2 separate regions of the Homo sapiens genome follow, and region 1 is linked to region 2. A link is an interaction called in ENCODE POLR2A ChIA-PET data of the cell type or tissue named here. Cell type or tissue: Panc1. All regions are shown on one strand.

The links. Peaks named below come from ENCODE experiments on the same cell type or tissue, not always from the same donor. Only the 100,000 strongest peaks of a DNase experiment are listed, where the experiment ranks them.
Region 1: POLR2A ChIA-PET joins it to region 2 with 11 read pairs; 3 of 35 experiments call an interaction of 5 or more read pairs at or near these places.

Annotation. Positions count from the first base shown.
Region 1 is chr22:39,470,675-39,478,674 of GRCh38, reverse strand. The region is part of intron 1 of MGAT3 (beta-1,4-mannosyl-glycoprotein 4-beta-N-acetylglucosaminyltransferase); the gene reads right to left. MGAT3-AS1 (MGAT3 antisense RNA 1) reads left to right here and starts at 1,853. Exons shown (of 2, transcript NR_126469.1): 1 at 1,853-2,217; 2 at 2,736-2,868. RefSeq lists enhancers at 1-229, 3,867-4,796, 7,588-8,000 and a silencer at 4,962-5,319. In Panc1, no CTCF peak of the experiment used is centred here; no DNase peak of the experiment used is centred here.
Region 2 is chr22:39,160,025-39,168,024 of GRCh38, reverse strand. No RefSeq gene overlaps it. Among named protein-coding and RNA genes, the nearest start is that of CBX7, 11 kb to the right of the region's middle. In Panc1, no CTCF peak of the experiment used is centred here; no DNase peak of the experiment used is centred here.

The sequences.
Region 1 (8,000 bases), 310 kb before region 2:
TCCCAGGTGCAGACTCACACTGACAGCTGTCGCTTGGTGAAGGGCGGCTCCTGTGGAGCTCTCCGTGGTCCTGAGCTTGCCCGTGCTGGCCAGAGTCCTAGCTCAGTCCCCAGGGTGCCCTTGGCTGGCCTCACCCTGGCCCCTGCCACCCACCTCCGTGGTTCAGACGGCTCATGTCTTAACAGCCGGTTCCCCTGTCCACCACCCTCTGGCCCCTTCTCCGCCTGCCCCTCAACACCTGATGTCTGGCGTCTTCAGCTGGGGGACAGCCACTGGGCACTCCTCCAACTGGGAGAAGGGGCCAGCTGTCACATGTCCAGCAGTAAAGCAGGCCCAACACCCAGTGGGCACTCAGGGCATCCCTGTAATGTCCATGAGGGGCATTTTGGAGGATGCCAGAAACAACCTCAGTCTCTACTTCTGGGCAGGAAGTAGCCCATCCACTGCCCCCAGCCCTGGTACACCTTGGGGTGGACCCGCACTACCTCTCCAGGAGTTAGTTCAACTGTACGAAAGGGCTTCGCGCTGAAGCCCGTCTCCCTGTGCTCACCTTCCACCCGGCCTGGTCCTGCCCCATGTGACCTAAGGGCTCTGCCACCTCCAAAAAGAAGGCAGGAGGCACATCTTTGCAGCAATCCCTGCCATGTACAGCAGCTCCTGGGGCACAAGGTAGGCCAGTGGCCACAATGGCCAGATCCGAACACTGCTTGTGGCCTTGGCAAGTCACTCTGCCTCCCCGTGCCTCAGTTTCCCCCTCCACGATACGGAGGTATAACCGTTTCTGTCTCACAGGGTTGTTGTGAGAGTTGAGTGAGTTAATCCCCGCAAAAAGCTAGGGACCATGCCTAAGCACACAACAGATGCTCAGGACACGCCGGCTCCACTGTTACTGGAAGTCTGGAGGATTTGGTTTGAATCCCAGTGCCATGACTTACTTGCTGTGTGCCCTTTGGCAAGTTACTTAGCTTCTCTGGTCCTCAGTCTTCTCCGATCTAAAAGAAAGATGTCACCCTCTGTTTTGCAGTCCTGTGGGAGACCTGGCTGAGCCACGGTGTCAAAGCATTCTGCATGGAGCCTGGCCATTGGCAGAGGTTCTATAAATGCATGGTTTTTTTTTTTTTTCTTTCCTTCCATTTGGGTTTCCCGCTGGACGACCAAATACAGATGACCCCCTGAATATGCCAGGCCTTGCTCCTGACCGGCTTTATTTCCTTTAAGAAAGGTAACAAAGACACCTTTGTTAAGGTACAAAAGGAGGTGGGCCAATTGCGGGGCTGCTTCACCCTGACTGGCACCCTCAGCCTGTAGGGCCTTTCTCAGTAACTCACCAGGCATTCAGGACCTAGGCCAGAATCTGCGGAATCCGGCCCAGCCGAGGCCTGCAGACTCCTCTCCTGGGTCCAGAGGGCCTGCAAGTAAGAATTTGGTCCAAGGCTTCACCCCAGGCCAGTGCCTCTGCATGTCCACTCCCACGGGCCGCCCATTCCAATCCCTTTGGGCTGCTAGAAGTTCTTCCTTCTGTTGACCTTCATCAGTTTCCCTGGAGCTTCTGCTACTGGTTCCTTCCCTGGGGTATGGCAGAGGGAGTCGGCATCTCAGGAGTCAGAAGACAGTGAGCACCTCCCCGGACTCTGAAACTAAATGCAGCTTGAGGTTTCAGGATCCCACATGGGGAGACAGGTAGAGGCGGTGGCTGCAGAACATGGCCGATCCTGGAGTCCCGGCGAGACTGAAGAAACAACTGCTGCTCTGCTGTCCTCCCCTCTCATCATCTGACTCACTCCTTTGACTGACAACCATCCACAGGGACGCCTACACAAAGTGGTCACTCTGCAGTCGACGTATCATCCCAGCTACTGGTGGTCATCGGGGACGCAGATATGTGTGTCTCCATTTTGCAGATGAGGACATGGAGGCCTCAAGAGGTTAAGTGACTTGCTCAGCCACACACAGCTGATGGGAATGAAACAGACGGAAACGGAGACTCCCCAAGCTGACAGGCGGACTACAGATCTGGGGGTTCTGCTCCAGGCTCAACACAAGTGGCCTGGGCGAGGGAGGGCCTGGTAGACCATGACACCCAGCATCGAGGAATTCTGCTTCCCCAGCAGGCTCAGAAGGAAGAAGTCTGCTTCAGGGGCCAGGCCTGGTCAAAGACTCCATCTTCCCTGGATGGCCAGAGTCAAATCCTTGCAAATCCCGTTCACCATGGAGCAGGTGAGACAGCTTCTGCTGTGCCCACCCATGGATGAAGAAACTAGGCCAACAGAGGAGAGACAGAGCTACAAGGGGAGCAGTTCTTAGATTAGGCAGGCAGGGTTCAGGAAAGACAGGGTGCCCAGGCCACCAGAATACCCACGAGAGTCTGGGCCTCATGGAGTCAGCCCCACTCTCTGCTGGCTCAGCTCCAGGGTGGAGGCCTTGCCAAAGGCTCAGCCCAAGACCCATCCCAAGAGCCCTTTCCATGGCAACCCCACCCCTCCCCCACCTCCAGTCCCTGTGCACCACTCTCTCCCCTCCAAACCCATCCCCATCAGCTGATCCCAGCTCCCTGCAGGCTGCCTGAGGACTTTCCCACGGAGTGGCCGGCAAGTGCCTGGGAAAGTTGGTTCCCAAAGCTGGGATCTACCCCTGCTAGGACTCCACCCCTCCTGCACTGGTCACTGGTCCATTCAGGACATCAGCTCCTCATCCCCAGAGGCTCATTCCATAATGTTTTTGTTTTTGTTTTTTAGAGACGAGACCTATGTTACCCAGGCTGTATGTGAATTCCTGGACTCAAGCAATCCTCCCATCTCAGCCTCGTGAGTAGTTGGGACAAGTCTCACACCACCATACCCAGCTTAATTTAATTTGAATTTTAATAGCTGCATGCTCTAGTGGTTCCTACGTTAGACTGTGCAGTTTAGACTGAACGGAGAGGGCAGGAGGCAGGGAGTCAACCGGGTCCATCGTGCCAGCACCGCTGGAGAGATGGGGCTGCACTGAGGGAGGACCCTCATGGGGACAGTCACAGAGCTGGAGCAAGGGAGCATCCCAGGGCGCCAAGCCTGAGAGACGGCCCGTGATGAAGGGGAGGGCCAGGGGCGGGGCAGTGGTGAGCTGATGCCAAGGTCTTGGCTGAGAGAGGCTCATAGAGCATTGGTTAACTACAGGAGGGAGGGATGCAGCTCTGGGGGGCTGCCTGACACCAGGGTGCAGGGGCATTAGGCAGGTGATTGGCAGAAGGAGACCTCGGGAGGGGAGGTGGGCTAAAGGTGGGCCTCAGGGCCCGATACACAGATGTACAGACACATCCCATGGACTGGTCCCATGGGCACTGAGGACAGCTCTTTCCCAGCCAGGTCCCTGGAACTCCCCTCCAGGTGCCCCAGGACCTGAGAGAGAGGTGGAGTGAAGGGGGAGAGAAAACAAAGCCCAGGGACTCGCCCCCAAAAAACACAATCAAGAAGATGCTCCCAGCTTTTCAATTTCAGACACTGAGCTCCTCGCAAGATTTTGTTGGAAGGAAAGCTTCTACAGTTAAAAAAAAAAAAAAAAAAAAAAGCCTGGCAAGCCCTGCTGTGAATTCATCCCTCACTCCACACCAGCAGGGAGATGGAGGCCCTGAGGAGGGGGTGATTGGTGAAGGCCGCACCACAAGCAGAACCCAGGCCTCTCTGACTCCAGGAAGGCAGGGGCGCTGGGCTGGGGCTTTTCCATCTCGGATCCTCAGTCCCCAGTCCAGGCAGAGAGGGACCTTATCAGGGAGCAGAGGGCGGATGTCCCAGCCGGGGCTAGTGGTGCATATGCACATTTCAGGAGGGCCCGAGGGCTCTGACTGCCTCTTACACACAAAGCCTGGAATGGAGAGATGTAAACTTGGCCTGGGGGAACAGGCCAGGCCAGAAGTGAGCAGTGGCTCCTGCCCGAAGCACCCAGAGCAAATATTCAGTGAATGTTTGGGATTAGCCAGAGGAATGAGTACTGCTGGTGGCATTTCAGGCACAGGGCTCTTTATCTCTCAGGGAGAGGAAAAGGGTCCCCTCTGCAGGGCCACACATGACCACAGACCTGCTGTGTGCAGAGCCAGGAGGCAGTGGGAGCCCGTGAGGGCTGGGCCAGTGTGCAGGGAAGGTGCTTGGGGCTGTGAGAGGGTTGGGGGTGATGTGAAGACTGTAGCACTACTGGCCTCGCTTCATTCCACCCCCACAGGCACACAGGGCCTCAAACTCGCAGCTGGCAAGTGACAGCAGCAGAGTCCACACCCACCTGCGGCCTTGGGGCTTCTCAGAGTTTCAGGGGCAAAGTCCAGGCTGCTGCCTTCAGCCTTGCCCAAGGCAAGGGTCCCTCTCACCCCCACTGCCATCAGGACCCCATGGGCCTGCCATTTTCAGGTCACAGGGCTCTCCAGCTCTGGTAGATGATCGGATTCGCTGCCCAGGAAAGCTGCATCTGCCCATCCTGCCAACCTCCTAAGCCCCTCACCAGCCTGAAACCATGTGAGCACCCCGGTGGCACACTGCAAGGCCAGGCTGAAATTATGTTTCCCAGAGCCCAGAGTTCCCTGCAAGGCCAAGGGTACCCAGGGCAGCCCTTCCCACCACTACCCAACTCCAACAGGAACGGGTCACCCTGGACAGTGCGCCGTGTCTGGGTCTCCTGCAGCTTAAAGGAGGCTCAAGGTCCAAAAAGTCAGGAAAACTCCAAGGTGAGGCCCAGACTCCAGGAGGCTCCGGAGGCCCTGGATCCTGACCCACACTGCAGAACCTTGCCCTGATCTACCCTGGAGCTGGCACTCCACATCCATCTGCCCCCTGCCCACACACCTCCATCCAGGCTGCCCTCCTCATCCATCCCCCCTCCTCCCCTTAACTTCCATCCCCCCACCCCCATTATTTTCCCCTAGCCCCGATCACCCGGAACTTGGAGACAAGCAAGCGAGGGGTCCCATGCCACCTGCACCACCTCCTTGGGGAGTTTGTTTGCTGCTGTCTGCCTGATCCTGGCCTCCAGCTAGCCTGGCCTGGCCACAGGCCCAGGGATCCCCAAGCCCCTGTGTCCACAGCTTCCCCTTGCCAGCCTGTAATCATGTAGGGGGTGCTATAGTCTGAAAAATGTGTCCCCCAACGTTCACATGTAGGAAATTTAATCCCCAGTGCAGTGGTGTTGAGGTGTGGACTTTAAGAGGTGATTAGGCCGTGAGGGCTCCACCCTCATGGAGGAATTTATGCTGCTATTGTAGGAGTGGGTTAGTTATTGTTCCTGATAACAGCATGGGCTCAAAGTGGGTTAGTTATCGTGTTCCTGATAACTGCATGCGGTCAGCCCTGCCCGTCTCCATGTGTGGATACTTCTGCCCTTCTGCCATGGGATGACGCAGCATGAGGGCCCTCGCCATATGCTAGCTCCTCGACCCTGGACTTCCCAGCCTCCAGATCCGTGAGAAAGTTCTGCTGTTTACAGACCACCCAGTCTCAGGTATTCTGTGGTAGCAGCACACACAGGACTAAGGAGGGGAATGAGAGGACAGCACATCTGAGGCCTCCCCGAGAGCCGCCCTCTGACGGGGCTGTGCTCAGTATCTTAGCTGTTCTCTAATCTCGTGTGGACATCCGCCTCCCACTGCTATTTCACAGAGGAGAAAACCGAAGTTCAGTGAGTCAAACTGACAAGCCCTGGCCCTCCCTGTGAGTGACATGCATCCAACCCTTCCCTGTGGCCCACACTCCCCAAGACTCCAGCCCGCATTGCAGCTGCCCGACCCCTGCCTGGGCCCCTCCCAGCCATTGCCGCCTCCTTCCCTCACCGGCCCATACCTGCCTTGAGGCACAGTGTCTAGTCCCCTCTGCCTGGCTTTCAAGGCTCTATGGCAGCAGTTTCCTCCCTAGAGGCTGAGCCCAGGTGTCAGTTAGATGACTGCAGGAGGAACTAACCTTGTCCCGCCAGATGCTGGCCCTGCCCTCCATCTGGGCTGGTTTCCTGGCTCCACCTCTTTCCAGCTAGGTCACCTCACCTCTCCAGCCTCAGTCTCCTCCTTTGTGAAACAGGTAACCAGGCAGCAGTGAGGGGCAGCCCCACCCTCCCAGAGCCACTCCTAGGTGCCAGGTGCTTGAGGAGGTAGGGACACTGTGGTTTTACAGGTGGAGAGCCTGTCAGGGCCAAGCGCTCAGTAAAAAGCAGGTCCATCTCTTGTGAGCCTCGCCTTGCTCCCTCTCTGTGTGGGAGGGTTCCCGAGAACTGCACCCCGACTCCCAGAGGGGCTACTGGACATTCTCAGTGGGACGAGGATAGGGAACCAAGGAACACTATATGCATGGAAGAGCTCAGAAATACACTCTCGGCACGGCGGGACCCCGAGTCTCTGACAAAGTACCGGGCAGGGACAGGGCGGGGGTCAGGGAGCCTGAACCCACACTGCCTCTCCTGCAAGGGGGCTCAGGAGTCCATAGCCTTTTGGAGGGAGTTGGGTCTCTCTGGGAGTGGGGGCAGAGGCTGGATTCTGCCCACAGGAGACGGCCAGACAGCTATTGTACTGCTGGCTCCAAGCCCAAGGGTCCACCCTTAGCAAGGCATTCATTCCTCAGTGTGCAGAACACCCCTCTTGAGGGTGAAGACAGAAATCACACCCTACCCTGGAAGGAGGCTGAGCCCAGAGCTTTGAGCATTCCTGCTGCCGGGGAGCTTTATACAAAAAGCCCCACCCTCCAATACCTCGCCCTCTAGGGACTCCTCCCTCTTCCTAGCCCTTGCCTTCCCTGGGGGGCTGCCCTCAGCCCAGCCTGCTCAGGAGTTCCCCCACGCTATCCCCTAAGCCTGGAGAGGAATTTCCTGTTTGCTTGTCTTGCTCAGGGTGGTGGCTGACCACAGAGAACAGTGCAATAGCATCCAGTGAAAGAATGAGTGAATGAGTACCGTGTCGCTCTGCCCCTCTGCCCCTGTGCCTCGTGTCTCTGTGTGTCAGATTGTGTGGCACCTGCCCTGGAGGGCTGCCGAAAGGCCCTCATGGGAAGAATAGAACCGATGCCCTGTGTGGTGTGGGGGACAGGGGGACTCCCAAGGGCACAGGGCCTTGCCATCTCTGCAGAGGAAGGCCGGCAAGGACTGATGGCCGGAAGGGCGGGGGTAGGAGTGGGGGCTGGGAGGGCGAAGGAAGGAGGAACGGAGAGGAGGTTGGAGTGGGGTGAGGGCAGTGGGAAGGGGCTGCTCAAGCCTGTAATTATTAATTGGGCAGATGATTAATTATTAACAAAGCTTCAGGTTAGAGGAAGGAAGGAACACAGCTTCTTCTAATTCATCAATAGGCCCCTGTTGCCAGCCCCTCCGCAAAGGCTTAAGAGCTTCCGTGCTTACGGGACCCACTGAGGCCAATGGGATAAATCCTCGAGACCCCCATACTTCGGGCTTTCAGCTCCCTACCCACCTCCCAGCCCACTCAGCCTTACAGGCCCGAACAAACTGCCCCAGACCATCTGGACAAGAGAAGGGAAGGAGCCAGCTCTGCCCTGCCCTGGCTTCCAAGGTCAGAATGCCCCTGCCCCCACCCCCAGGGCTCCCAGAGATGTGGTGCCTCCCAGGCAGAGGGGCAGCCAGAGCCTTTGGTCTGAGTGGGGGTGGCCATCGTCAGATAACAAAGGAGGCCCAGGAAAAGCCGGGCAGGAGGGGGCTGGGCTGAGTGCTTCTGCCTCTGTGAGAGGGCTCTCCTGGACCCTGGGCTGTCCTGGGTGCCCACCCCCAATCTCTCAGGAGTCAGCGTGGGGCGAGGGCTGCTTTGGGGCCATAGCTCTCTGGAGTCTAGACTCAAAAGGGGCTGGATTCAAATCCTGCCCTTTCCAAACCCTCCTCCGTGATCTTGGGCAGGTCACTGAATACCCTGGGCCTCGGTGCCTCTATCAGCAATGTGAGGCCATCCCAACCCCGAGGGGATTAAAACGGATAACATCCAGAGTCTTGACACAGGCCAGTCCTCTGAGCTGGGTGCGGCCTCACCACATGCCCGGCAGAGGGGCAGGAAAGCCTGC
Region 2 (8,000 bases):
CTCCCAGCATAATAATATTGTCCTTTTGGTTATAGCAATATCCAGTATTATATCATTAAGATTATGTCAGTTTGCTTCATAGCTGAGCCACATGGTATACTATGACTACTTTCACTTCTCAAAATTAACTGTATTTTTTCTGGGCTTTCTATTTGTCTTTTATTTTGCTTCATTTTATTTTATTTATTTTGAGACAGGGTCTCACTCTGTCACCAAGGCTGGAGCGCAGTAATGTGATCACAGCTCACTGCACCCTCAACCCCATGAGCTCAAGCCATCCTCCCACCTCAGCCTTCTGAGTAGCTGGGACTACAGGCACATACCACCACACCCAGCTAATTTTTGATATTTTGTAGAGACTAGGTCTCACTATGTTGCCCAGGCTGGTCTTGAACTCCTGTATACAGCAAGTCTTCCTCCTGCCTCAGCCTCCCAAAGTGCTGGGATTACAGGTGTGAGCCACTGTACCTGGCCTGCTTCATTTTTTAAAATGTGCTTATTACTAGTTTGATCGCAGACATCCTGCCAATTACCTAAGCCATCTCAATGCTTTTGGGCCCATCAGCTATTCCGTCAATTTCATCTTCCTGAAGGCAGCTCTCCCAGTGCCTCCTAAGTTGCTGTGGTTTGAACCGACTCTCCTCTGCACCCAGGCTATACCCGTTGTTCTGGAAATCTCCTTCAGTTCTCTCCTTTCCCCCTGGCTCTCATGACTTCTTTTTGTTGTTGTTGTTGCTTTGTTTTGTTTTTTTGAGACAGAGTCTCACTCTGTCACCCAGGCTGGAGTGCAGTGGCATGATCTTGGCTCACTGCAACCTTCATCTCCTGGATTGAATAAATTCTGTTGCCTCAGCCTCCCAAGTAGCTGAAATTACAGGTGCCTACCACCATGCCCGGCTAATTTTTGTATTTTTAGTAGAGACAGGGTTTTGCCATGTTGGCCAAGCTGGTCTCGAACTCCTGACCTCAGGTGATCCACCCACCTCAGCCTCCCAAAGTGCTGGGATTACAGGCATGAGCCACCACGCCCAGCCTCCCATGACTTCTTATTTGTTTTACTCCATCTTTTTGGTGGCAAAAATCCTGCAGTATCTTCCTGAGAAAGAGTGCATGGGCAATAAAATTTGGGAGACTTTGCGTGTCTGAAATGTTTTTGTGTCCCTCCTCATACTTCTTTGGTAGTTTGGTTAGGTATAGAATCCTAAGTTGAAATGATGTTTTTCCAGGAATGTGAAGGGATTCCTCTATCGTCCTCCTACTTCTACTGTCTCTATTGAGCAGTCTGAAGTCATTCTGGGTCATCATTTTTGTATATGACCCATTGGTTGTTTTTTTTTTTTTTTTTTTAACAGAATCTTGCATTGTCACCCAGGCTGGAGTGCAGTGACGTGATCTCGGCTCACTGCAACCTCCATCTCCTGGGTTAAAGCGATTCTCCTGCCTCAGCCTCCTGAGTAGCTGGGATTACAGGTGCATGACACCATGCCTGGCTAATTTTTCTATTTTTAGTAGAGAGGGGATTTCACCATGTCGGTCAGGCTGGTCTTGAACTCCTGACCTCGTGATCTGCCCACCTCAGCCTCCCAAAGTGCTGGGATTACAGGTGTGAGCCACTGCACTTTCTCAATCTAATAAAGGGTGTCTACACAAATCTATAGCCGACATCACAAATTCTGGTAAAAATCTGAGTGCTATCTCCCTAAGATCAAGAAGAAAGCAAGTATATTTACTTTCAATATTTCTATTCAACATTGTACTGAAGGTCTTAGCCAGTGCAATAAGGCAAGAAAAAGAAAGGCATACAGATTAGAAATAAATTAAAGCTGTCGTTATTCACAGACATTATCATCTATATAGAAAACTGAGACAGGCTCTGTGGCTCATACTAGTAATCCCAGCACTTTGGGAAGCTGAGACAGGCAGATCACTTGAGGTCAGGAGTTCGAGACTAGCCTGGCCAACATGGTGAAACCCTGTCTTTACTAAAAATACAAAAACTAGCTGGGCGTGGTGGCTTATGCCTGTAACCCCAGCTACTTGGGAGTCTGAGGCAGGAGAATCACTTTAATCCAGGAGGTGGAGGTTGCAGTGAGCCGAGATTGTGCCATTGCATTCCAGCCTGGGCAACAAGAGCAAAAACCTTTGTCTCAAAAAAAAAAAAAAAAAAAAAAGAAAGAAAGAAAAAAGAAAACTGGACCAGGTATCCTGGCTCATACCAGTAATCCCAGCACTTGGGAAGGCTGAGGCAGGCGGATCACCTGAGGTCAGGAGTTCAAGACCAATCTGGCCAACTTGATGAAACCCGGTCTCTACTAAAAATACAAAAAATTAGGTGGGCGTGGTGGCGCACACCTGTAATTCCAGCTACGAGGGAGGCTGAGGCAGGAGAATCACTTGAACCCAGGAGGCAGAGGTTACAGTGAGCCGAGATGGCACCACTGCACTCCAGCCTGGGCGACAGAGCAAGACTTCATCTCAAAAAAGAAAAAGAAAAAGAAAAACGAAAAAAAGAAAACTGAATGGAATTCACAAAAAAGCTAGTGGAACTAACAAGCGAGTTTTGCAGTGTTGTCAAATACAAGCCCAATATAAAGAAATACCATTGAGTTGTATAAGCTAGTCATGAACAATTAAAATAGAAAATTAGAAACACCACTTAACAATGGCCATGAAACACTTAGGGATAACCTGGTGAAGATGTGAAACTGCAGTTGTACCCCCAAACTGTAGAACATTGCTTATAGAAACTAAACAGAACCTAAATAATGAAGAGATAGAATGTTTTCATGGGTTGGAAAATTCAATATTGTTAAGATGTAAATTATTTCCAAATTGATCTATAGATGCAAAATAATCCCAATAAAAATATCAGTAGTCTTTTTTCTTTTTGGTAGAAATTGACAATGTGCCCTTTGCCCTTTATATGAAAGGGCAAAGGATCTAGAAAAGCCAAAAAAAAAAAAAAAAAAAAAAAAGAACAAAGTTACAAGACTTAGACTACCTGATTTTAAGACTTAATATAGGGCTGGGCATGGTGACTGATGCCTGTAATCCCAACACTTTAGGCGACCAAGGTGAGAGGATCGTTTGAGGCCTGTAGTTGGAGACCAGCCTGAGCAACATAGTGAGACCCCATTGCTACAATTTTTTTTTTTTTTAATTAGCCAGGCATGGTGGCACACACCTGTGGTCCCAGCTACGCAGGAGGCTGAGGGAGAAGGATCACTTGAGCCCAAGTGATCAAGGAACAGAATTGAGAGTTCAGAATTTAATCCATGCACATAAAAGCAACTGACTTTTGATAAATGTGTTAAGGCAATTCAGTAAGGAGAAGTACAGTCTTTCTAACAAAAGGTGCTGGAACAATCGATTAACCTTATGGAGAAAAAAATGAACCTTGACCCTCACCCCACATCATATATAAAATTAACCCAAAATGGATCCTATTCTGCAATGTGAGAGCTTTTGTTCTTCAAAAGACATCATTTAAAAAATTAAAAGGTGGCCAGATGCAGCGGCTCATGCCTATAATCCCAGCACTGTGAGAGGCCAAGGCAGGTGGATTGCTTGAGTTCAAGAGTTCGAGACCAGCCTGAGCAATAGTGCCAAACCCTATCTCTACAAAAAAAATGCAAAAATTAGCCGGGCATGGTGGTGTGCATCTATAGTCCCAGCTACTTAGGAGGCTGGGGTGGGAGAATTACTTGAGCCTGGGAGGTCAAGGGTACAGTCAGCCATGATCATGCCATGGCACTCCAGCATGGGTGACAGGGTGAGGCCCTAGCTCAAAAAAAAAGAAAGAAAGGAAAAGAAAAAAGAAAGAAAAAAATTAAAAGGCAAACCAGTCTTGGTGAAAATATTTATATAAAGAAATCTTTTTTTTTTTTTTTTTTTTTTTTTTTGAGACAGAGTCTTGCTCCGTTTGCCCAGGCTGGAGTGCAGTGGTGCCATCTTAGCTCACTACAACCTCTGCCTCCTGGGTTCAAGTGATTCTCATGTCTCAGCCTCTCAAGTAGCTGGGATTACAGGCACACACCACCATGCCCGGCTAATTTTTGTATTTTTAGTTGAGACGGGGTTTCACCATGTTGGTCAGGCTGGTCTCAAACTCCTAACCTCAAGTATCTGCCTGACTCGGCCTCCCAATGTGCTGGGATTACAGGTGTGAGCCACCATGACTGGCCAAAAATTCTTGTAACTCAAGACTAAGAAGATGATCTGATTTTTAAAATGGGCAAAATATTTGAAAACGCATTTCACCAAAGAGGATATATGAATGGCAAATAACTACTTGAAAGGGTCCTCAACATCATTAGCCATTAGAGAAATGCAAATTCTCTACATTCAGTCAGTATATGGGCAATAAATAGCTAAAATTGAAGATTGACAATATCAAGAGTTGGTGAGGATGTGGAGCAACTGGAACTCTCAAATAGTGTTGGTGGAAATGCAAAATAGCACAGCTACATTAGAAAACAGTTTGGAATTTTCTTTAAAAGTTACTATACATGGCCAGGTGCCATGGCTCACACCTGTAATCCCAGCACTTTGGGAGGCCGAGGCGGGTAGATCACCTGAGGTCAGGGGTTCAAGACCAGCCTGACCAACATGGAGAAACACTGCCTCTACTACAAATACAAAAATTAGCTGGGCGTGGTGGTGCGTGCCTGTAATCCCAGCTACTTGGGAGGCTGAGGCAGGAGAACTGCTTGAGCCCAGGAGGCGGAGGTTTCAGTGAGCCAAGATCACGCCACTGCCCTCCAGCCTGGGCAACAAGAGCAAGACTCCATCTCAAAAAAAAAAAAAAAAAAAAAGTTAAAGTTACCATACATAGGCCAGGCACAGTGGCTCATGCCTGTAATCCCAGCACTTTGAGAGGCCAAGGTGGGTGGATCACGAGGTCAGGAATTTGAGACCAGCCTAACCAACATAGTAAAACCCCATCTCTACTAAAAATACAAAAATTAGGCCGGGTGCGGTCGCTCACGCCTGTAATCCTAGTACTTTGGGAGGCCGAGGCAGGTGGATCACCTGAGGTCGGGAGCTCGAGACCAGCCTGGCCCACATGGCAAAACCCCATCTCTACTAAAAATACAAAAAAATTAACCAGGTGTGGTGGCAGATGCCTGTAATCCCAGCTACTCGGGAGGCTGAGACAGGAGAATCACTTGAACCCGGGAAGTGGAGGTTGCAGTAAGCCGAGATCACACTACTGCACTCCAGCCTGGGTGACAGAGTGAGACTGTCTAAAAAGAAGAAGAAGAAGAATTGTTCCACATTCTTGCCAGTGCTTGCAAGATTTTTTTTTTAACGGTCTCTCGCTGTCACCCAGGCTGGAGTGCAGTGGCGTGATCATATCTCACTGCAGCCTTGAACTCCTGGGCTCAAGTGATCCTCCCACCTCAGCCTCCTGAGTAGCTCAGAGTACAGGCATGCACCACCACACCTGGCTAATTTCTGATTTTTTTGTAGAGACAAGGGTCTTGCTATATTGCACAAGCTGATCTCGAACTCCTGGGCTCAAGCAATCCTCCCACCTCAGCCTCCCAGAGTATTGGGTTTACAGGCGTGAGCCACCACACCTAGCCTGCTTGCAATAATTTTTAAAACGGACTTTAACATTTTTGTTAATCAGTCGTATCTCATTGTGGGATTTTATTTGCGTTACTCATGAGCTTGAACAACTTTTCACAACTGTTGGCCACTGGTGATTCCTCTCTTTGCCTGTCCAAGTCTTTGCCACATTCTGCACTCCTGTATTTTGCTACAACTGATTGTCCATCTTCCCACTTGATTCACAGGAACTCTTTACATCACCTCCTTTGTCCATTTATGAGTGTTTTAAATATTTTTCTTTTCTGTTCACTTTATATATATTTTCTTCTTTTCTTTTCTTTTTTTTTTTGAGACGGAGTCTCACGTTGTCGCCCAGACTGGAGTGCAGTGGTGCCACCTCAGCTCACTACAACCTCTGCCTCCTGGGTTCAACCCTGCCTCAGCCTCCCGTGCAGCTAGAATTACAGGTGCCTGCCACCACGCCTGGCTAATTTTTGTAGTTTTTAGTAGAGATGGAGTTTTGTCATGTTGGCCAGGCTGGTTTGAACTCCTGACCTCAGGTGATCTGCCCGCCTCAGCCTCCCAAAGTGCTGGGATTACAGGTGTGAGCCACCGCGCCTGGCTCTTTTTGTTTTGTTGTTTGTTGGTTTGGAAATGGAATTTCACTCTTGTTGCCCAGGCTGGAGTACAGTGGTGCAATCTCGGCTCACTGCAACCTCCGCCTCCCAGGTTCAAGCGATTCTTCTGAGTACCTGGGATTACAGGCACCCACCACCACGGCCGGTAATTTTTTGTATTTTTAGTAGAAACGGGGTTTCACCATGTTGGCCAGTCTGGCCAGGCGGGTCTCGAACTCCTGAACTCAGGTGATCCACACACCTCAGCCTCCCAAAGTGCTGAGATTATAGGCATGAGCCACCGCTCCTGGCCTTGTTTTTTTAAGACAGGGTCTCACTCTGTCACCCAGGCTGGAGTGCAGTGGCACGATCTCAGCTCACTGCAACCTCCACCCCACAGGTTCAAGCGGTTCTCCTGCCTCAGCTTTTCAAGTCGCTGGCTGACTTTATATGTATTTTCATAAAGAAAGCTCATAGTTTTAATGGAGTCTAAGTTATCAATTGTTTCCTATATGAATTATGTTCCTGGTTTCTTGTTTAAGAAACGATTCCCTACTTCATGATCATAAAGATAAAGATATTTTAAAATATCATCTTCTAAAAGTTTCAGAATTTTGTCTTTCACATTTAGGATTTGAAGTCAGATGGAGTCAATTTTTGCCAGGCAGGAGGTCTAATGGTCTAATTTCCTGTATGAATAACTATCACCATTTATTGAAAAGTGTATCCTTTACCCAGTGACTGCAATTTTATTCTCTCTCTCTCCTTCTCTCTTTGACTAAGCTCTCATTGTCATTCCTTTTTTTCTATTTGTCTAGTCTTGAACAATAGGACATTGTTTTATTTGCTATAGCTTTATGTCTTGTTGTTGTTTTTTTTTGTTTGTTTTTTGTTTTAAACAGTCTCGCTCTGTCACCCAGGCTGGAGTGCAGTGGAGCCTGAACCTCCCAGGCTCAAGCGATCCTCCTACCTTAGCTTCTAGAATAGCTGGGATCATAGATAGCTACATGCCACCATGCCTGACTAAATTTTGTATTTTTAGCAGAGATGGAGTTTTGCCATGTTGGCCAGGCTGGTCTCGAAATCCTGACCTCAAGTGATCCTCCCGCCTTGGCCTCCCAAAGTGCTGGGATCACAGGTGTGAGCCACCGTGCCCGGCCAAAAAAATAAATTTAGATCTTCTTTAATGTCTTGCAATATAATTTTATGATTTTATTCCATAAGGGCCTTGCATATTTTCATTAGATTTATTCCCAGATATCTTACATATTTTTATTATAATATAAATAATATTTTACTTCATTTTCTAATTATTACTGGCATATGGAAACACAAAACACAATAGGTTTTTGTCTGTTGATATTTTATCCAACAATTTGCTAAATTTTCTTATTAATTATAATAAATATTCTGAAGATTTTTAAAATTTTCTACATAAAATCTGAAAATAATGATGGTCTTCTTTCTTTCTTTCTTTTTTGAGACAGAGTCTCACTCTGTAGCTCAGGCTGGAGTGTATTGGTGCGATCTTTGCTCACTGCAACCTCCGCCTCCCAGGTTCAAGCAATTCCCCTGCCTCAGCCTCCCGAATAGCTCGGACTACAGGTGCAAGCCACCACGCCCGACTAATTTTTGTATTTTTAGTAGAGACGGGATTTCACTATGTTGACCAGGCTGGTCTCAAACTCCTGACCTTGTGATCCGCCCACCTCAGCCTCCCAGAAGACTTCACCTATAAGCTATTGAAGGCCTCCTAAAGTGCTGGGATTACAGGCATGAGCCACCACGACTGGCTGATGGTCTTATTTCAAATCACTTCACCTTTCT